Regions from separate parts of the Homo sapiens genome. Here region 1 is linked to region 2. Evidence: read pairs that join two places in POLR2A ChIA-PET (ENCODE). Cell type or tissue: IMR-90. All regions are shown on one strand. Each heading gives the region's core, and the rest is flanking DNA. Links, peaks and the distances in the headings are about the cores only. Region 1 overlaps TMEM156 (transmembrane protein 156). Region 2 overlaps KLHL5 (kelch like family member 5).

Evidence for each region. Peaks named below come from ENCODE experiments on the same cell type or tissue, not always from the same donor. Only the 100,000 strongest peaks of a DNase experiment are listed, where the experiment ranks them.
Region 1: POLR2A ChIA-PET joins it to region 2 with 10 read pairs; 6 of 35 experiments call an interaction of 5 or more read pairs at or near these places.

What each region holds. Positions count from the first base shown.
Region 1 is chr4:39,017,932-39,029,298 of GRCh38, forward strand. All of the region lies in intron 1 of TMEM156 (transmembrane protein 156), which reads right to left. Among named protein-coding and RNA genes, the nearest start is that of TMEM156, 8.8 kb to the right of the region's middle. In IMR-90, for the core only: no CTCF peak of the experiment used is centred there; a DNase peak (open chromatin) is centred at 7,910; H3K27ac peaks cover 1,950 bases.
Region 2 is chr4:39,075,541-39,087,233 of GRCh38, forward strand. It overlaps KLHL5 (kelch like family member 5), which reads left to right. Exons shown (of 11, transcript NM_015990.5): 2 at 425-607; 3 at 5,563-5,699; 4 at 6,423-6,619; 5 at 10,975-11,187. The region is part of intron 2 of LOC105374418 (a long non-coding RNA gene); the gene reads right to left. Among named protein-coding and RNA genes, the nearest start is that of KLHL5, 19 kb to the left of the region's middle. In IMR-90, for the core only: no CTCF peak of the experiment used is centred there; no DNase peak of the experiment used is centred there.

The DNA.
Region 1 (11,367 bases), core at 3,269-11,268, 57 kb before region 2:
TAGTCTGATAATTTTTTGTCTTTTTACCTGGATAGATTTGCCCATTTACATTTACTGGGATCATTGGTATATTTAGATTTAATTATATCATATTATTAATGCTTCCTATTTGTACCATGCTTTCTATTGTTTCTTGCCTTTCTGGCTGTTAAATTGATTCAGTGATTTTTTTTTCTCATTCCATTATTTTTCCCTTTAGTTATGTGAGGTTAGATACTATATTTCTATTATTTTAGTAGTTACCATAGTAATTTTTAACATGCATTCTTAAAGCCTAAAGTCAATCAACAGTTAACCTCTCTCAAACAATACAAGGGTCTTAGGATACTTTAACTCGGATCATCTCCTTCCTGACTTAAAGGTTACTTTTATACAGCATTTTGGTTCTATCTTGTTTTTTCACTGACATACAAATTAGTTGAGTTTTTAAATTTTATGCATCTAATATTTTCAGGATTTGTTTAGATTTACTCACATGTTTATAATTGTTGTTGAGGTTTTTTTCCCTGCCATTTCTTCTTGCATCTCTGCCCTTCCTTCTGGGATTACATTCCTTCTCCTAAAGCTAATTATTTAGAAGTTCTTTCACTGAGGGTCTGATGATTGTAAACTCTCTGTGTTGTTTACCTGAAAATATACATCTCACCAATTCTAGGTCAACAAAAATTTTGCCTCAGCACTTTGCAGGCATTTTTCACTGCCTTCTGATTTTCATTGTTGTTTTCAAGAGATGAGCTATCAGACTATTGTTCCTTTAAACTTTTTAAAGACAATCTGCATTTATCCCTGGTTATTTAAAGATCTCTTGGCCGGGCACGATGGCTCACACCTGTAATCCCAGCACTTTGGGAGGCCAAGGTGGGCAGATCACCTTAGGTCAAGAGTTCGAGACCAGCCTGGCCAACATGGTGAAACCCCGTCTCTACTAAAAATACAAAAATTAGCTGGGTGTGGTGGTGGGCTCCTATAATCCCAGCTACTCAGGAGGCTGAGGCAGAAGAATCACTTGAATTTGGGAGGCAAATGTTGCAGTGAGCCAAGATCACGCCACTGCACTCCAGCCTGGGCGACAGAGCGAGACTCCATCTTAAAAAAACAAAACAAAAAAAAAAAAAAAACCTCTTCAGTTTTCATGCTCTGCAGAATTTCTCATCACTTATTTTGCTTGGGATTTGTGGGTTTCCTGAATTTGAGGATTTACGTCTTTCAATGATTCTGTAAATTTCTTAGCCATTGTCTCTTCAAATATTGCCTTTACCCTATTCTATTTCTTCTATCCTTTGCAGCTTTGATTAGAAATAGCTCCCTTTGCTTTCCATGTCTCTTAACTTCTGTGCTATGTTCTAGGTAATTTCTTTAGATCTCTATTCCAGTTCACTAATTCATTATTTAGTTGCATCTAATCTGTTCATTTCATTCCTTGCATTTCTAATTTATTATATTTTTCACAATTAGAACTTCCAGTTGGTTCTTTTTCAAATCTGCCTGGTAACTTTTAATAGTCTTTGTTCCTTGCTCATATTGTTTTTTAGAATCACAAAATGTGGCAGAGCATTGGATCTCCCCACATATTTGTTTTATATTATTTTTAGGCTGGGGGAATAAACGACTCTGTTTGTCCTCCCTATTAACTTTGTGTGTACGAATTGTTGCTATTTTTGCTATTTTCCCAATCACAGTACCTTACATTTTGCTTTAAACTTCATATATTTTCAGGTGCCTTTCCCCAAGTTTTATTAAGGTATACTTAACTAACAAAAATTATATATATATTTATGGTATACAATGTGATGTTTTGAGATATATATATTGTTAGGTGATTAAATCAAACCTAATAACATATCCATCACTCACATACCATTTTCGTTTGTGTGTGGCGAGAACATTTACTCTCTTAGCAATTTTCAAGTATATAATCCATTATTATTAGCTATAGTCAATATGCCATACAATAGATCTCCAGAACTTATTCATCTGTCTAAATGAAATTTTGTATCCTTTGACCAACAACTCTCCATTCCCCTCACCCCACCCTGTCGTCCACGGTAAACATCATTCTATTCTATTCTCTGCCACTGTGAGTTCAACTCTTTACGACTCCATATATAGTGAGATCATGTGGCATTTTTCTTTCTGTGCCTGGTTTATTTCACTTAGCATAGTATCCCCCAGATTCATTCATACTGTTGCAAAAGACAGAATTTTCTTCTTTGTTAAGGTGGAATAGTATTATCTTGTGTATATGTACCACGTTTTCTTTATCCATTCATTCACTGATGGACACTTACATTGATTCCATATCTGGACTATTGTGAGTAATGCTGCAATGGATATGGGAGTTCAGAGTGATTCCACATCCGGACTATTGTGAGTAATGCTGCAGTGGATATGGGAGTTCAGAGATCCTTTGACACACTGATTTCCTTTCCTTCAAATATAACCAGGAGTGGGATTGCTGGGCGATATGGTAGTTCTACTTTTTTTTAAAGAGACAGGATCCTACTATGTTGCCCAGGCTGCTCTCAAACTCCTGGCTTCCAGCGATCCTCCCAACTCAGCCTCCCAAGTAACTGGGACTACAGGTGCATGTCATTGTGCCTTATTAGTAGTTCTTATTTTGAATTTTTTTTATTTTTTTTGAGATGGAGTCTCACTCTGTCACCAGGCTGGAGTGAAGTGGCATGATCTCGGCTCACTGCAACCTCCACCTCCCGTTCGAGCAATTCTCCTGCTTCAGCCTCCCGAGTAGCTGTGACAACAGGCACATGCCACCATGTCCAGCTAATTTTTGTATTTTTAGTAGAGATGGGGCTTCACCATGTTGGCCAGGATGGTCTCGATCTCTTGACCTCATGATCTGCCCACCTCAGCCTCCCAAAGTGCTGGGATTTCAGGTGTGAGCCACCGCACCCAGCCTAATTTTGAATTTTTTGAGGAGCCTTTATGCTGTCTGTCATAATGGCTGTACTATTTTACATTCCCACAACAGTATACAAGGGTTCCCTTTTCTCCACATCTTCACCAGCACTTGCTATATTTTGTCTTTTTGATAATAGCCATCTTGGGTGTGAGATAATATTTCACTGTATTTTCATAAAATTTCAATTTGTATTTCCCTGATGATTAGCGATGTTGAGAATTTTTTCATATATGTATTGGCCATTTGTATGTCTTCTTTCAAGAAATGTCAGCCTGATGCAGTGGTTGATGCCAATAATCCTAGCACTTTGGGAAGCCAAGACAGGAGGATCGCTTGAGCCCAGGAGTTTGGGACCAGCCTGGGCAACATAGTGAGACCCCGTCTCTACAAAAAAAATTTAAAAATTAGCCAGTGTGGTGACCCACACTTGCAGTCTTAGCTATTCAGGGGGCTGAGGTGGGTGGACCGCTTGAGCCCTGGAGGTCAAGAATGCAGTGAGCCATACTACATTCCAGCCTGGGCAACATAGTGAGACCTTGTCTCAAAAAAAAATAAATAAATAAAAAGAAAAGAAAAGAAAAAAATGAAAAAAGAAAAAAGTAAAAAAGAAATAACTCTTCACTATCCTTTGCCCATTTTTAAATCAGGTTATTTTCTTGCTGTTGCATTGTCTGAATTCCTTATATATTTTGGATATTAAACCCTTATATATATGGTTTGCAACTATTTTCTCTCATTCCGTAAGTTTCTTTTCACTCATTTCCTTTGCTATGCAGAAGATTTTTAGTTTGATACAATCTCATTTGTATATGTCTGCTTTTGTTGCCTGTTTTATGGGTCATAACCAAAAAAATAATTGCCTAGAACAATGTCATTGATATTTTTCCCTATGTTTCCTTCTAGTAGTTTTACAGTTTAGGTCTTCAAGTCTTTAATCCATTTTGAATTGGTTTTTGTACATGGTGTGAAATGAGTCTGATTACATTCTTCTGTGCTTACTCATACTTTTTGATGTAATATTTTCTGTACTGAAACAAGCTAAATATTTTCTATTTTATATCTCATAATTCCAATATCGGAATTCTTTGAAGATCCGATTCTGCTGTTTGTTGTTTCTGTTGATTCTTGTCCATTGAGTCTTCACGTGTTTTATCATTTTTGATAATAGCTATTGTTCCTTGGAATTTTACTTTGGGAAATTATTTGAGGAATGGTGTAAAGATGTTTTCCTCCAGAGAGGATTGGTGTTTTCCTCTGGTGAGTGTCTAATGGCACCATTAACCCAAAGTGACTTTAACTACATTCCTGGATTGGACTTTTCACACGTCACAGGTAATGATTCTCAACATCCAAGTTATGGCCAACTGTGTTTATAAACTCTCAAAGGACTCTTTTTCCTTTCTCCACCCATAGCCAAAGTGAAGACAGACAAATTTCCTCAAAACCAGACATAATTTGTGCTAGATTACTGTTTTATGGAGCATATCACTTTTTAGTATCTCAGTCATATCTCAGTCTTACACTTTGCCTTCTGTCTCCTGACGTATGACCCAGTGAAACTGAAATTCCAGGCCACCAGAGATTTGCAAATGCTCCTGAGGCACAAATTTGTTCACTCTTGCTTAGCCATACGTATTTATAATTCCTACTCATTTTCTGCCTCCAAGGAGTCTTATTGTCTTATCAGTTTAACTCTACATTTCTAAAGTTTTAAATACATTTTATTTCACATTTTTAGATATTTTGTCCCAGGAGTATTTTTCAGAGTATGACTGCAAGAAAAGAAATCTCAACTATCCGTTGACCTCTACCAATAAGTGAAAACTTATTTGTAGAATATCTTTCCATAAAATTTTAATGTAAATTAAAATCTTCATTATTTGACAGATAGTAGGCACACCAGAGGCTACTCTAGGTCAACTCACATTTTCCCAAGACCTCATTAACTAGTTGTCAGGGAACTTTGGAAGAAATGTAGATTATTTCTTTGACTATACATATTCTAAGTGTTATTAATTCAGTATATTAAATATAAACTAGAGAAAATGAGAATTTTTTGCTACTAGAAATATTGCTAGTACAACCACTTTAGAGAAACATCTGTCAGCTTCTTGTAAAATTAAACGTACCCAGTGAAATGGACTAACCGTTTGTGTACCCCTAAAATTCCAATATGATGGTATTTGAAGGTGGGGTCTGTGGGAGGTAATTAGGTCATGAGAGTGGAGAGCTAATGGATGGGATTAGTGTCCTTATAAGAAGAGACCAGAGAGGTAACTAGTCCATCCTGTAAGAATACAAAGAAAAGTCAGCATTCTGCAACCCAGAAGAGGACCCTCATCAGAATCAACCATGCTGGCATACTGGTCTTGGATTTCCAAACTCCAGAACTGTGAAGGCTGTTGTTTACAAGTTACTCCGTCTACAGCACTTTGTTACAGCAGCCCAAGCTGACTAAGACACCCAGGTATTCCACAACTAGAGCATTATTGAATAGAAATAAAAACATATACTGACACAAACATTTGTACAATAATGTTCATAGCAGCATATTTATAATAGCCCAAACTTGAAATAACCCAATAGATAAAGGGACAAATGTTGTGTATTTATATGATGGAGTACTTTGCAACAAAAAGATAGGAGCTACTAAATCACTCAGTAGCATGGATGAATCTCAAAAACATGCTAAGTAAAGAACCCAGACCAGGCCAGGCATGGTGGCTCACGCCTGTAATCCCAGCACAGTGGGAGGCCAAGGTGGGCGAATCACTTGAGGTCAGGAGTTCAAGACTAGCCTGGCCAACTTGGTGAAACCCATCTCTACTAAAAATACAAAAAATAAAAATAAAAAAATCCAGGCATGGTGGTGGGCACCTGTAGTCCCAGCTACGCAGGAGGCTGAGGCAGGAGAATCACTTGAACCCAGGACGCAGAGGTTGCAGTGAGCCAAGATAGCACCACTGCACTCCAGCCTGGGTGACAGAGTGAGACTCCGTTTAAAAAATAAAAAATAAAAATAAAAAAAGAAGCCAGACCAAAAATATTTACTGTGTGATGAGTCCATTTACACAAAATAAAAGAAGAGACAAAACCAATTTATGGTGACACAGGTCAGATGTTGCCTTGGGGATGCTGGAGGAGATTTGAAAGGAAAGAGCCAGAGGAATCTTTTGTTTGTTTATTTATTTGTTTGTTTTTTGAGATGGAGTCTCGCTGTTCCGCCCAGGCTGCCATGAAGTGGCGCCATCTTGGCTCACTGCAACCTCCGCCCCCTGGGTTCAAGTGATTTTCCTGCCTCAGCCTCCTGAGTAGCTGGGGATATAGACGCGTGCCACCACACCCAGCTAATTTTTGTATTTTTAGTAGAGATGTGGTTTCACCATGTTGGCAGGCTGGTCTCTAATTCCTGACATCCTGTGATCTGCCTACCTTGGCCTCCCAAAGTGCTGGGATTACAGGCATGAGCCACCATGCCCAGCCGAGCCAGAGGAATCTTTACTGGGGAGATGTAAATCTGTATCTGGTATGTGATAGTAGTTACACAGGTGCACACGAATGTCAAAATTCATGAAACTGAACACTTAAGATCTTTCCATAAAGAAAATGTGGTATTATATACACCATGGAATACTATGCAGCCATAAAAAAGAAAGAGATCATGTCCTTTGCAGAAACATAGATGGAGCTGGAGGCCATTATCCTTAGCAAAATAACACAGGAACAGAAAACCAAGTATCACATGTTCTCAATTATAAGTGGGAGCTAAATGATGAGAACACATAGAGGGGAAAAACAGACACTGGGGCCTACCAGAGGGTAGAGGGTGGAAGGAGAGAGAAGATCAGGAAAAATAACTAATGGGTACTAGGCTCAATACCTAGATGATGAAATCATCTGTACAACAAACCCCAGTGACATGCATTTACCTATATAACAAACCTGCACATGTAGGCCTGAGCTTAAAATAAAAGTTTTTTAAAAAACATCTTTCCATTTTATCGTATGTAAATTATGCCTGTTAAAAACATAGTCGATTATTTCTAAAAATCTTTCACATTATTAGTTATTCTATAGCATAATTCAGCAATTTAAAAATATTAGCTGTCAGGATAGGAGAAACCTTATGGTTTAGCTGCCTAATTTACAGAGACATTCATTAACATATGATGTTTTCCTTTGGTCACAGGTCTGCCTTCTTTAACAGTTGGAATAGGCCGGGTGCGGTGGCTCATGCCTGTAATCCCAGCACTTTGGGAGGCTGAGGTGGGCAGATTGCCTAAACTCGGGAGTTTGAAACCAGCCTGGATAACATGGCAAAACCCTGTCTCTACTAAAAATACAAAAATTAGCCAGGCGTGGTGGGGGCGCCTGTAATCCCAGCTACTTGGCAGGCTGCGGCAGAAGAATCGCTTGAACATGGGAGGCGGAGGCTGCAGTGAGCTGAGATCGCACCACTGCACTCCAGCCTGGGTGACAGAGCAAGACTGTCTCAAAAAAAAAAAAAAAAAAAAAAAGATTGGAATAAACTCAAAAAGATTATCCACTTCAATAGCAAAAACTAGATTATATTTCAATTTGGAGGCCAATCATTGAAGGCTCTCTGGTAATATTGAGCAGAAAAGAGGGAAAAACATATCATATTGTGTATGGGTGATATATCTGTAGTGTCAGCCAGATCAGGAGCAAGGGACTACGGATTTATTCATAGGATATTTGGGAAAGACCATTTGAAATGTTTGCTGGAGGCAGGGAGCAAAGTTTGGGATAACTTTCGACATACCATAGCAATATTTGAAAGGCAGGTTTGAGACATAGGAGACTGCTCATTTTACTTGTCAAAATAAGAGAAGCAAATGAATATTATGAAATTCCCTGTAGATAAAGAAAATGGCAGGAAAATGACTCAGGGTAAAAAGACACATACCTTTCAAGTAAAATATTCTGCAAAATAAATTTCACACGCTAGCACAACTTAAAATCTCTAGGTTTGTGATGAAATTTAATCTTTCAAAAATATGAGGATAACACTTGGCCTGCCTAAATCACAAGATGTTTGTGAACGTCAGATGAGAAATGCCTCCTTCAAGGTTTTCTTTTGATTTCCTTAACAGTATGATTCAGCAAGTTTGCTCCCTCAACAGATATTCATTGAGTGCCCTTAATATGACAGACACTCTCTTAATTGCTTGAAACACATCAGTGAACAAAGCAGACAAAACCTCGGTTTCATGGAGCTTACATTCTATTTGGAGAAATCAGATAATTTTAAAAAATGCATAATAAATAAATCATATAGGTGATAAAATATAAGTGATAGGAGAAAAGAAACAGAACAGTGTAAGGGGAAGATATATCACCATATGAATGTTTTAGAGAAAGTCTTTTTTTTCTATTAAAGCAAAAAAGATATGCTACTCAGGAGGCTGAGGTGGGAGGATCACTTGAACCCAGGAATTGGAGTCCAGCCTGGGCCATAAAGCAAGACCCTGTCTCTCTTAAAAAATTTTTTTAAAAAATTAAAAAAAAAAGAGATATACTAAGGGAGCATTTATCCACCAAAACAATGAGACAAGCAGTTAGAAAGCACCCTAAGCAAGGATTGTTGGTAGGTATTGCAACCTAACAGATTAGAGAATAAAGCCAGTTCTGTCAAAGTGATGAAAAGCGTTATATTTAACACATTTTTTTGCCAACACCTAGTGCCTAAAATATATATATGAAAATATTGTGTCCATTAGTGGCCATTTTAAAATTGTAATGATTCAGAAAATTCAATAAGAAACAAAATCTGGCTGGGTGTGGTGGCTCACACCTGTAATCCCAACACTCTGGGAGGCTGAGGCGGGTGGGTCACTTGAGATCAGGAGTTCAAGACCAGCCTGGCCAACATAGCAAAGCCCCATCCCTACTAAAAATACAAAAATTAGCTGGACATGGTGGTGCGTGCCTGTAGTCCCAGCTACTCGGGAGGCTGAGGCAGGAAAATGGCTTGAACCCTGGGGTTGGAGGTTGCAGTGAGCCGAGATCACGCCACTGCACTCCAGCCTGGGTGACAAAGTAAGCTGTTGTCTCAAAAATAAATAAATAAATAAAAATTTTTAAAAAGAAGCAAAATCTTACCACAAAGTACATTTATCCATCTAGTTTTATTCCTTCTTTCTAAAGATTTTCAGAACATTCTCTCTTGAGAATGATGCTGCGCCATGAATGAGTAGAAATATTTGACACATTACTGTGAATTATTATTTTGTAAAATATATGTCAAAGTACTTGGCATATTACTGGCACATGTAAATGTATTTGTTAAAATAAAAAAATTGTTTAAATAGTCATAAGGCCTTATTGGGGATTACTGATTAAATATTTATGAATAAGAAAAAGAGCATTCATTTTTGAGAACTAGAATAACACTTTCAGGAAATTAATTGCAATTACCCTTGATGTGGTGGTCATTATAATATAGACTTAAACACTGTGAACATATGCTCATATTATGTCAGTTTATCCTATAGTTGCTTTATCCTTTGTTTTCTTCAATTTCACTGTTCATTATACCACCATTTCCTTCACAAAGCGTGAAAGAGAAGGGGAAATGAAAGCTGGTAAACAGAGTTTATGTCAGTTTGGCTCTTAAAAGAAAGTGAGGAAGTCAAAACAGATAAAATTAGGTCTGAGGTGTTTTCATCTATACTATTCCTTTTTTTTTTTTTTTTTTTTTTGAGACGGAGTCTTGCTCTGTCACTCAGGCTGAAGTGCAATGGGGTGATCTCAGCTCACTGCAACCTCTGCCTCCCAGGCTCAAGCGATTCTCCTGCCTCAGCCTCCAGAGTAGCTGGGATTACAGGCACATGCCACCACCATGCCCAGCTAATTTTCCTTTTTCTTTCTGTCTTTTTTCTTTTTCTTTTTTTTTTTTTTTTGAGAAGAAGTCTCGCTTTGTCCACAAGGCTGGAGTGCAGTGGTGTAATCTCGGCTCACTGCAACCTCCGCCTCCTGGATTCAAGTGATTCTCCTGTCTCAGCCTCCAGAGTAGCTAGGATGACAGGTGTGCACTGCCATGCCCGGCTAATTTTTAATTTTTTAGTAGAGACAGGGTTTCACCATTTTGGCCAGGCCGGTCTTAAACTCCTGACCTCAATTGACCCACCCAGCTTGGCCTCCCAAAGTACTGGGATTACACCGCGCCTGGCCCCAGCTAGTTTTTTGTATTTTTAATAGAGACGGGGTTTCACCATGTTGGTCAGGCTGGTCTCAAACTCCTGACCTCAGGTGATCCACCCGCCTCGGCCTCCCAAAGTTCTGGGATTACAGGCGTGAGCCACTGCACCCAGCCTCATCTGTGCTATTCTTATCCTGTATTGCCACAAATCACTGGGAGTACACTTGTGTGACTCACTGCAATTGCCACTTTCAGGAACTATTGATATACTGATATGAGAATATTTTATTTAATAATCGTCATCATTTCTTCTCTTGAAAAGTGCTTTTGCAAGCAGGTAAGAAGGAATACTAGGTGATCATTTGAACTCTGACAATTATTTATTTCTCTTTGCAAATGGAAATACAAGGAACGTCCTCCCAAAGACTGACGTGGAAGCAATACTTATGTTTCCATTGCATCTTGTTTACATCCCTGTTTCAGTTAATTCCTGTATTTTATTTAGTTGTTTGCCAGTCAGTTGTCCTCCCGACTGAAAACTCCTTGATCAAAGAGTTGTCTTTCCTTTTTGTAGCCCCAGGTTTCTAGCACAGGTGAAAGAATAAATAAATAAAAGATCACTGGGATTTACATGAGGGTTAGCCAAGTTCTGTCTTAAACACTGTAAGTCCAACAAAAACAGGTTGGAAAGTTTCTTATTTGGGAGTAAGCTAGCTCCCTTAATTGCAAGAAGCTCTGAATCAAAATATATCCACCACTCCCTTTTGTATCTCCATTATCTACATGTAATATAAATGCATCAAACCATTATATTAACTACTATATCTTAGCTGCCTTTCAAATAAATGGAAAGGTTAAAAAACACTGCTGTAAAATAGGTTATCTTGCTAATAGTGCATACCCAATGCAAACCCATTAAAAGTCTCACACAGTGTTGAAGTAGCTCCCTTTTTTGGTAAAGTTAGACTAAATAGCTTATACTGTGTAATTGTGATAATGGAATATTCCTACTAATAATTACTCAGAGACTCAGATACATTCTTGATGAAAAATTATCAAACAAGTTGCTTTATTTTTAACTTAGGACTTCAGAGGGCTTATTATTTCGAAATCAAATCTATTAAACATCATGAGTATATTATTTCTCATTAAGATTCCTTTTGAATTCATTTCACATGTTAAAGACAGGGTATCAGTGAATAATTTATAAGTAAAAATTATTTTATAATATTTATCTTAGAAATTAAAGTGAATAGAACATGAGAAAAAATGAAAAAAAAGGACA
Region 2 (11,693 bases), core at 2,455-10,454:
TGAACTTGACTTGAATTTGTATTTCCAAAATAATTTAATTGCCTTTCTGCCTTCAAAGATGAATGATCTCTTATATCCTTAAATATAACGTTAGGAGATGTGGTTATCAATATGAATATAGCTTAGCTCTTTTTCAGCAGAGACATTGGCTTTAACAGAGAAAAGACCTCACAAAAAGATACTACAAAGAATATATGTAGCAATTAATTAACAGTTTATATTCACTTACAGTGTTTACAAGAATCATATGACTTAAGGCATCATTGATTTTTAAGAGACTAAAATGATGAATGATTATACATTAATATTGATAGGTAGCATTGATTTCTTCTATTACATTTGAAGGCTTTCAAAAGACTTAATAGGAAAGATCTTTTTAATGTGATAGTGATATTTCAAAATGTGTGTTTTTTTTTCTTTTCAGGACTTCCAATAGTAGTCAGACATTATCATCCTGTCATACTATGGAGCCATGTACATCAGATGAATTTTTCCAAGCCCTTAATCATGCCGAGCAAACATTTAAAAAAATGGAAAACTATTTGAGACATAAACAGTTGTGTGATGTAATTTTAGTCGCTGGTGATCGCAGAATTCCAGCTCACAGGTAGTTGTTTTCTATATTTCTGTATGTGTGAAATATTTCCTCGGTAATTTAGATATGTATATTGAGGTAACCTACTTCAATTGACTATTATGTTTTTGGGAAGGGGTGTAGTTCATGGAATTTCCATCAAGAAAACGGTGCATATGAAATTATTACACATTTGGTGATCCTAAAAGGGTCATTTTCCTGCTGTAGAAGCACAATAACAAAACATACTAGCCTCATATAAGTTGGTATTGTTCGGTGTAGATTGCAGCTACTATAAGAAGCTTTTATGCCATATTCTACCTATTAAATACTTTAAGTAAACTCAGTGGCAATTAAAGTTTGTGGATATTTAGAAGAAGAAAAGCTGGTGAAGTGGACTAGCAAAAACTCTTAAGAGTTTTTAAAATAGCCATATCTATCCCAACTTCTGTTTGCTGATTTCCAAGAAGTATGAAAAGCAGTGCTAGGGAAAAAAAGCCTTTCCTACAAATTACATATTATTTCTTGAAGTAAGAAAAGGAAAAGAGCCATTTAATAAAGAATAATTCATTTTTTTATAATTCTGTATTCAGTTGTTCATTGTTAATCACCACTATGATTCTCAAAGGTTTTTTTTTTTTTTTTTGGATGCCCATCAAAACTAATTGACACTGTGTCCCAAAGGTTTTTTTTAAAAACCTTCCAAAGAGAGATAACATCGGAAAAAGCCTTCTAGACATTGGCTTAGGCAAAGACTTCATGACCAATAACCCAAAAGCAAATGCAACAAAAACAAAGATAAATAGATGGGACTTAATTAAACTAAAAAGCTTCTGCACAGCAAAAGAAAGAATGTCTGTAAGTTAACAGACAACCCACAGAGAGGGAGAAAATATTCACAATCTGTACATCCGACAAAGGACTAATATCCAGAATCTACCAAAAAACTCAAATAAATCAGAAAAAAAAAAACAGTCCCATCAAAAAGTGGGCTAAGGACATGAATAGATAGTTCTCAAAAGAAGATCTACAAATGGCCAACAAGCATATGAAAACATATTTGGCCGGGCGCGGTGGCTCATGCCTGTAATCCCAGCACTTTAGGAGGCTGAGGCAGGCAGATCACGAGGTCAGGAGATTGAGACCATCCTGGCTAACACAGTGAAACCCCGTCTCTACTAAAAATAACAAAAAAAAATTAGCCGGGCATGGTGGCAGGCACTTGTAGTCCCAGCTACTCGGGAGGCTGAGGCAGGAGAATGGTGTGAACCCAGGAGGCAGAGCTTGCAGTGAGCCAAGATCGCGCCACTGCACTCCAGCCTGGGTGACAGAGCAAGACTCCGTCTCAAAAAAAAAAGAAAACATGTTTAACATCACTAATGATCAGGGAGATGCAAGTCAGAACCACAAGGCAATACCACCTTACTCTTGCAAGAATGGCCACAATCATAAAATCGAAAAATAATCAATGTTGGCATAGATATTGGTGAAAAGGGGACACTTTTACACTGTTGGCAGGAATGCAAACTAGTGCAAACACTACAGAAAACAGTGTGGATATTCCTTAAAGAACTAAAGGTAAAAAAAAAAAAAAACAAAAAACAAACAAACAAAAAAACTAAAAGTAGATCTACCATTTGATCCAGCAATCCCACTACTAACTATCAATTCAGAGGAAAAGAAGTCATTATATGAAAAAGATGTTTGCACACAAGTTTATAGCACCACAATTTTCAATTGCAAAATTATAGAACCAGCCCAAATGCCCATCAATCAACAGGTGGATAAAGAAAATGTGGTGTATACATATATCATGGAATACTACTCACCTATAAAAAGGAATGAAATAATGGGATTCTCAGCAACCTGGATGGAACTGGAGACTTACTCTAAGTGAAGTAACTCAAGAATGGAAAACCAAACATCATATGTTCTCTCTCATAAGTGGGAGCTAAGCTATGAGGATGCAAAGGCATAAGAATGATACAATGAGGCCAGGCGCGATGGCTCACACCTGTAATCCAGCACTTTGGGAGGCTGAGGCAGGTGGATCACGAGGTCAGAAGTTCAAGACCAGCCTGACCAAGATGGTGAAACACCATCTTTACTAAAAATACAAAAATTAGCCCGGTGTGGTGGCAGGTACCTGTAATCCCAGCTCCTCGGGAGGCTGAAGCAGGAGAATTGCTTGAACCCAGGCAGCAGAGGTTGCAGTGAACCGAGATCACGCCACTGCACTCCAGCCTGGGTGACAGAGTAAGACCCTGTCTCAAAAAAAAAAAAGAATGATACAATAGGCCAGGCTTGGTAGGCTCAGGACCTGTAATCCTAGCGCTTTGGAAGGCCGAGGTGGGTGGATCACTTGAGGCCAGGAGTTCCAGACCAGCCTGGCCAACATGGCAAAGCCCCATCTCTACTAAAAATACAAAAACTAGCCAGGCGTGGTGGCGTGAACCTGTAGTCCCAGCCACTTGGGAGGCTGAATCATGAGTATTGCTTGATCCTGGGAGGCAGAGGTTGCAATGAGCCAAGATCATGCCACTGCACTCCAGCCTGGGCGTGGAGACAGAGTGAGACTCTGTCTTCACCCCCAGCAAAAAAGAATGATACAATGGACTTTGGGGACTTGGGGGAAAGGGTGGGAAGGGAGTAAGGGATAAAAGACTACACATTGGGTACAGTGTACTCTGCTTGGAGGATGGGTGCACCAAAATCTCAGAAATTACCACTAAAGAACTTATTCATGTAACAAAACACCACCCATTGCCCCAAAACCTACTGAAATAAAAAATAAAAAATAAAAAAACCTTCCAAAGTGGAAATAAAATCATTAGGAGGAATTGGCTTGGTATTAAAATTTTCAGTGACTCAATTAGCATACATTTATTGAGATACTACTATGTACTGTGACAGAAAGTCCAGGTTATGAACGTGGGTTTGTTAGAAAAGCTATTTCAACCCGAATTTCATAGAGGCACCTCAAATTCTGTATTTCCAAAACTGAACTCATTCATTACCTTACCTGCCATGCTTGTGTGAGCCATCAACATCTCACTTAGATGACTGATGCAAAAGCCTCCCAACTGGTCTCCCTGCCTCCACTCTTTGCCCCTACATTCTGTTTTAACGTAGCTACCTGAGTGATCCTTTAAAGTGGAACTCAGATTCAGTCATTTCTTTGATCAAATCTTTCATTGACTCCTCATGTCACTGAGTGTGAAAGGGAAAGTACATGCAATGGCGTACACGATCCAGCCTGCCGTATCTCTCTAGTATTGTCCTATTGGTCTCTGTCTTGTTCAGTCAGCATCAGCCACTCAGAACCTCTTGTAGTTCCTTGCATGTGCCAGGCATGCTGCTCCTACCTTTGGAATTTTGCACTATTTCTTCTGCCTGAAGGCTATTTCCAGATACCTGCATGACCAAATCCTAAACCTCCTTCACATCTTTGCCCGTGTCACTTTCCGGTGAGACCACCTATTTAAACTTACCACCCTTTCCCCATTTGCCTTTGCCCAACTTTTTTTCCCCTTAGCACTTATCACCTCTTAATGTACTACAGAATTTACTTCTACTGATCATTGTCTCCCTACCCTCTAAATGTAAGACTCCATAAGAGAAGGGATCTTTTGTCTTATTTTGTACCCAATGTATCTCAAGTATCTAGAACAGTACCCAGTATTTACTGGACACACATCAGTATTTGTTCATTAAATGAATGAATGAATGAATGAATGGGCAGTTTTCTGAAGAAGCAACCAATGGCCAATAAACATTTGAAAAACCTCACTAGCAATCAGATAAATGAAAATTGAAACAACAATGAGATATCATTTAACACTTTATGGCCAAAAATTTTAACATCTGATAATATTATGGGGAAAATGTTAGTCTTATACAATGCTGGTGGGGTCTAAATTGGTACCTTACTTTGGCAAATCTAATGGCTCAGCAGTGCCACTCCTGGGGAGGTAAGAAAATGGAATTAGAGAGGGAGCCAATGATTATCTGTATCATAATTTTTATTACTTTTAAAAATGAAAATGTTTATTTAAAATCTATTTAAGTGTGTTGACATGGAAATATCTTCAAGACATTATCCAGTGAAAAAATGCCTGTTTCAAAAATACGGCCAGGTGCTGTGACTCACTCCTGTAATCCTAGCTCTTTGGGAGGCTCAGGTGGGCTGATTACTTAAGGCCAGGAGTTCAAGACCAACCTGGCCATCATGGCGAAACTCCATCTCTACTAAAAATAAAAAAATTAGCTGGACATGGTAGTCACGTCTGTAATCCCAGCTACTCAGGAGGCTGAGGCAGGAGAATTGCTTGAACCTGGGAAGCAGAGGTTGCAGTGAGCCGAGATCATAGCATGGCACGCCAGCCTAGGAAACAGAATGAGACTGTCTCAAAAAAAAAAAAATTATAATTTAAATGTATTATATATGACCATTAAAAACTTAGAGACATAGCTAATATATTTTATAATTATAAAAAATATAGTTTTATAGTGTTATTACAACATAATTTTAAAACAAAATGCAGACTAAGATAATAATAGAATATTATAAAAGTTTAAAACTTGCTAGCAAAAACCATTTTCAAATGTCTCCCATATATTCACTACTTCTATAATTAAATTTTTTTAAAAATGGCTTAGTTTATTTTCAAAAATGATAAACAATAACTTTTAAATTTTTTCCTTTATATAGTTGATTTGATGCTATGGGCTTATAGCTTGTTTTCTGGATGTCATATAGCATTATTTGAGTAGTGAAGTGGTAAAGCATTCACCTCAGCAGAAAATTTGGTAATGGTAATTTATTATTCAAAGGAAGGAACTAGAGCATAAAGCAATTTGTCAAGCTTAAAATGCATTTCCTAGTACCATGCACTGTGAGTAACAAATAAAAAAGAAGCAGCAGCATTTATTAATGAACATCAACTCGAATGTGGTCATTGATTTTTTTTTTCCTAATGTGTTCACAGATTGGTGCTCTCCTCTGTCTCAGACTATTTTGCTGCCATGTTTACTAATGATGTCAGAGAGGCAAGACAAGAAGAAATAAAAATGGAAGGTGTAGAACCAAATTCGTTGTGGTCCTTGATCCAGTATGCTTATACAGGTAACGAGTCTGAAAATGTAAATTAAAACCTCTTAGATTTATGTTGTATTATTAGATTTCAGATTTCTGTTTTTAGAAAGCATGCCATAGCTAACAGTTAGTTCTGCTATTGTCATTACTACCCTTTGTATTTAACCTGGTGATGAATTAAAATTTCCATACTAAAACCTTTAAAATGGTTATCATAATTAAGTTTTTGAATGGCCCTTTAAAATGTTAATATAAAAATTAAATGAATTACATAGTGTCAAATTTTTGCATTTAAAATTTGAGAGTTGGCCAGGTGCAGTGGCTTATGCCTGTAAATCCCAGCACTTCGGGAAGCCAAGGCAGGACGGATGATCGCTTGAGCCCAGGAGTTCGATGCTGCAGTGAGCCATTGGTTACACCACTGCACTCCAGCCTGGGCAATAGAACAAGACCGTGTCTCAAAAAAAAAAAAAAATTGAGAGTTATACAGGTATATAGTAGACATAAGTTACTAACGTATCATTTTAAAATTCTGAAAATAAGCCATTAGTTTTTATTTTAGTAGATGTCTCAAGGAGCTAATAATTTTTTCCCCATTTAGTCCTTCTTTTCTTTTTGGGATGTCTTAAACCATGTAGGTCTGTAATGCATGTAATGAGCTCTTATATGGAACCACTACTGTTAACATCAATTATTTTATAAAATAAGGTTAATGTAGTTCCATGGCTAATGGAATTTCTTTTTATCATTAAGGCCGCCTTGAATTAAAAGAAGATAATATTGAGTGCCTGTTATCTACAGCTTGCCTTCTTCAGCTTTCACAGGTTGTAGAAGCATGCTGTAAGTTTTTAATGAAACAGCTTCATCCATCCAACTGTCTTGGAATTCGTTCTTTTGCTGATGCCCAAGGTTGTACAGATTTGCATAAAGTGGCTCACAATTATACTATGGTATGTATTTTTTGAAGGTGAGAAAGTCGATCCTCCATATGCATATTTCTTATTGTTGCAGGCTTATCTGCATGTTACTGTTTTCCCATGGCTCTGCCACGTGTCTTGCGATTGAGCTTCATTGCCTAGTGTGTCATATTTTCATTGAGTTATAATGGGAAAGCACCAAGTAATACTTCTCGTGGGTATCTGAATCAAGCCCTAAGTTACTGCAGTCACTGGGAAGCAGAACAGTGGCCTAGGACTGTTCCATTAAGATTTTCAGATTTGCTGCTTTTTAAAATAGGACTCTCCCCAAACATTTTACTTTGCTGCACATGGATGAATTTCAGGATTGTTCACATATTCACTGATAGAAATTGGTGACAGAGGTTGCAGCATATTGGTAGAGGACAAATGGGAGGCTTTTTGTTAAGGATAAATCTGACTATGTATAAACTATTTACAGCCATGTAGAATGATGTTTTTATTCATTATAGCAAATTATGTGCTCAATAAATCATAGAAGAGGTTCTGATTCAGTAGCCTGAAGGATGATAAAACGAAATAATCTGTACAACAAACCCCCATGATACAAGTGTACCTGTATGACAAACCTTCACATGTACCCCTGAACTTAAAAGTTAAAAAATGGATTGACCTAGGATAGTAAGAAAATAAGGGCATGTTGAGAGCATAGTGTTAGGACCACCCTCTGTGGTCTTAACAGTAGAGGGGTGCAGGCAAGGGAGGGTGTTATGGGTTTTTGAGGAATGTTGCCACACTGTAGCAGTTAGTTCTTCACACCTGGGCAATGACTGAAGAGTGTTGCTTTAAATGCTTCAGTTTAGGGCAATACAGTTTCTAAGAGAAGAAAAAATGTGAATATTCACATACATATGTACAGTTATGGATATTACCAATTTTATCAACATTTAAGAAATGTTATTTTGCCTACCCTCTCCTCCGTCGTTCCACTGAGTTGGGATATGAAGAGATTGAGAGTGCTTTAGGAATCTTTCATTAGAGAAATAGAGATTTGGAAAAATTGTAAGAATAGGTATTTACAAACTATTGGCAAGATCAATTCTGTCTACTTCATGAGCTTGGTGTGAGGATTAGATGAGTTAATGGAATTTTAACACTCAGAACATTGATTGGCATGTCATATATCCAGTCAGTGAGTCTCATTCCATTGTTGTCATCATCATTATATAGATTTCCTCTATCCAAAACAATAGAAAATTATGGGAGGGAACAAAAGCACTCACAAAACCACAGCCTTTAATGACTGGTTTTCCTCCCTGTGGTGTAATCATTTCTCAGGAATTTTTTATGATAGTCACAGAGTCTCAACTGAAAAAATAAAGAGATTGTACAACAGGATGATAATATATAGCCCTAGCATGCTATTATGTTGACATTTTAAAAATTAAGTCCATTGAAATGTTTTTTTCCCTCGGTCTTTATCACTCTTTATAGATTCTCATTTTAACCATACACCTGCAGTTTCAACTACTTTTTTGAATGAGATGAATATAAATAAAGTTGGATTTTTTTCTTCAAAATCAGTTTAGAATTTGAATAATCATCTTTTTTCTAGGAAGGTGTTTTATTCAGGTGAAAACATTTGTATGCATTTAGGTCACTCCTGTTGTTTACAGTAGAGGCATGATTGCTGCTTTAAGGCTTACACAGAAATTAAATTTAAATTAGCTGGATGTTTTTAAAGCTATTTTCATAGCCAATTAGTTGTGTTAGATTTTTTTTCTCAAGGCCATTATTTAACATTATTCAGTTTTAACAGAGACATGAAATTGAATTCTAATAACAATAAGTAATTTAGAGGCAGCTTGTCTGATTTGAATTGTTGCTATGGGAACCAAATGAAAATGTATAGCAAAATTCAATCTTCAATTTAAATAAATCCCTCCGTAATTTCAGTTGCCTAAAAACTATTCCAAAGGGGGAAAGGTCACAATGCTAGCAAGCGTTTGGTAACATGATAGTTGTGTATATTATAATATGGATTTAAAATGTAAAGCATAATGCCACGCCAGTGAGTTCAATCAGTGAATGGTGCGTGGACTGGGGATGTTCACTGATCCTGCACGAATACAAGTGGTAAAAAATGAGGAGTCCTCTCCAGGATCCATGAATCTGGAAACCTGTTTTCTCATTCTGCCTGCCACTGAACATGACCTGGAGCAAGTCATGTAACCTCTAAAAAAGTCTTAAGACTGGTTGTATGATTACAACTATTTAATGTCATTTTGAATTTATGACACAAATAAAAACATTTAATTTTAAAACTTAAAATTGTCTTTCTCAATCTAGAAGACTTATAAAAAACATTGAGATCTGCTAAAGTAGCTGCTTCAAAACCAAATTAATACTTTTGAAAAATACTTTGTATTCAACCTTGAGTTCAGTAGTATTTCATAAGTTGTTGAAAAACTCAGTTTTCACTTAATGTAAGTTATACTAGAATGGAATGGGCATTATTCTGAAATAGATATATCAACAAATAATTCGTCAAGTGCATATTTACGTGATAGTCCTTTTGTTACTGATGAAATCCAATTAATGCCATTTGAAAGTATGGCATAGTTATACCAATGTATAAATCTGTCAATTATACTTTATATGTTTAAGGAATTGGAAATATATATTATTATTTCAGTTTCTTCACAATCTCACATAACATTTTATCATAAGTACCTTTCCATGTACCTACGTGATCTTTGTCTTTGAAATTTTTAATGCTTATTTAATATACAGCTCCCTATAACTGAACATATAGGCTATTTCCCATTTTTTACCATTGTAAATAATAATACAGAGAAGTATTGTTAGGTAGTCAGCTTTGCTTTTTGCTTACAAATTATTATTAAGGTTTAAATTACAAGTGGGATAACTGGGTTGAGAGTTTCAACATTTTTGTAGATCTTGCTATGTGTTACCAAAATAATGTCAGTATGCAATTCAATAGAACCTTTTGCTTGAAGCCATTCTAGCACTGAAGTTTTATTAAAATATGTTTCTGAAAATGATAATCCATCATTTAAAATAGACTCATTTAGACATCCTTGAACAAATCATGATAAATTGAAGCAATTGAAATTCATTAATTATTCATGAATGGTTTTCCCCTTTAGAACTTCTACTGATAGGAATGTCAAGCTAATATATATTTTAGATTAGTACCTCACTCAGGTTACCACAGGCTATATGGAAAATATAATTCTCATTTTAATATAGAAGATAGTTATTGATAGTCCTTATTTCTAGCTCTAATTTAAACAGCTTTAGCTTCTTTAGTAAACCTCTGCATGCTGAGACAGCGATAATACATCAGGAAATATGAGAAAAACATTAAGGGACAATATGTGTCTAGTATTTGCATTTATAACCGTGTCAACTATCCATTCATTAAGACTTAAAACCTTTCAAATCAGATGGTATGTTTTCCTTCTCTCCAGATTATTTAGCATAATAGCCTATCAAGGTCATCTCACACCTAAGGGCATTTTTATTTCCCATTTCAAATTATAGAGGATTTGATTCTAACGTGAGGCCAGGACTGAGTCATCTTCAGTCTAATGTCCTGATCCCAGGGCATTATAGGTCACTACTTTTTTTTCCACCTTTGGTCCTTTTTCCTGTGAGACCAAAAGAGCTTTGTAAATAAATTATATTAGAAGAGATTAAAAATTTAAAAACAGACCCTTAAAAGAGATTAAAAATTCGAAAACAGACCCAAAATCCTAGATGATCTTATAAATATCATTAAAACGATCTTGAAGACCGATTTGACTGTCGTATAACTCTAAGAACAAATACTCATTCCAGGGAGGATCTGAGAAGACATCTGTGGTCTAGAATGATTCTGGGAAATGTAGCCACTCTGGAGGCCATTTCTTAGTAAGAGAAGTAACCAAGCTCTCTAGGTATTTGGCTCCACTGCTGGCCGAATTCTTCAGCACCCACAAATCCAAACCGCAAATCCACCCACTTCTGGTGTTAGAGTATCATACATCTCAGTGTCTAATTCATTATTTCTCTCTTCCTTCAAAAGAATTGCCAAAAGTATTTCCTAACTTGAGTGAAGTAACACTTAAATGTCCTAGGTCCATTTTTTAAATGTAATAAGTGATACAACACTTTAATTCTACTTGCATATGTTTAACAACATAATTGCAGTTTAATTTTTTTTTCTCTGCTGTGTTTCTTTCCTAACAAGTAAGTATTACATTGTAAGGTCTAAAATATAAATTGTGTGTTGGTAGCTAATATAAAAAGCTTTTACTTTCTTCTAAGTAAATTGTGAAGGTCAGAAGGAACAATATTGTTTATCTGCTATTTCTTCCCTCTAGGAGCATTTCATGGAAGTAATCAGAAACCAGGAATTTGTATTATTACCAGCCAGCGAAATTGCAAAGCTCTTGGCTAGTGATGACATGAACATTCCTAATGAGGAGACAATATTGAATGCACTTCTTACTTGGGTCCGTCATGATTTGGAACAGAGACGGAAAGATCTAAGTAAACTTTTGGCTTATATTAGGCTACCTCTTCTTGCACCACAGGTAATTAATAGGCACTTGTTTATAGGAATTTTTCTTTGCCTATTCTATCAAAGAAAATAATTGTACATGTATTCCTATGAAACGTGTAGGTGAAAAGATAGTGAGCTAACAAAATTCTGCTTATGCTTTCAGTCCAGAAGATCTGGCTACTTAAATTGCTTCAATTAAGTAACATTCTTTTTTTTTTTTTTTTTTTTTTTTGAGATGGAGTCTCACTTTGTTGCCCAGGCTGGAGTGCAGTGGCATGATCTCAGGTCACTGCAACCTCCGCCTCCCCAGTTCAAGTTATTCTCCTGCCTCAGCCTCTCAAGTAGCTGGGACTACAGGTGCATGCCACCATGCCTGGCTAATTGTTGTATTTTTAGTAGCGATAGGGTTTCACCATATTGGCCAGGCTGGTCTCAAACTCCTGACTTCAAGTGATCTGCCTGCCTTGGCGTCCCAAAGTGCTGGGATTACAGGCATGAGCCGCTGTGCCCGGCCTCAATTAAGTAACATTCTTGATT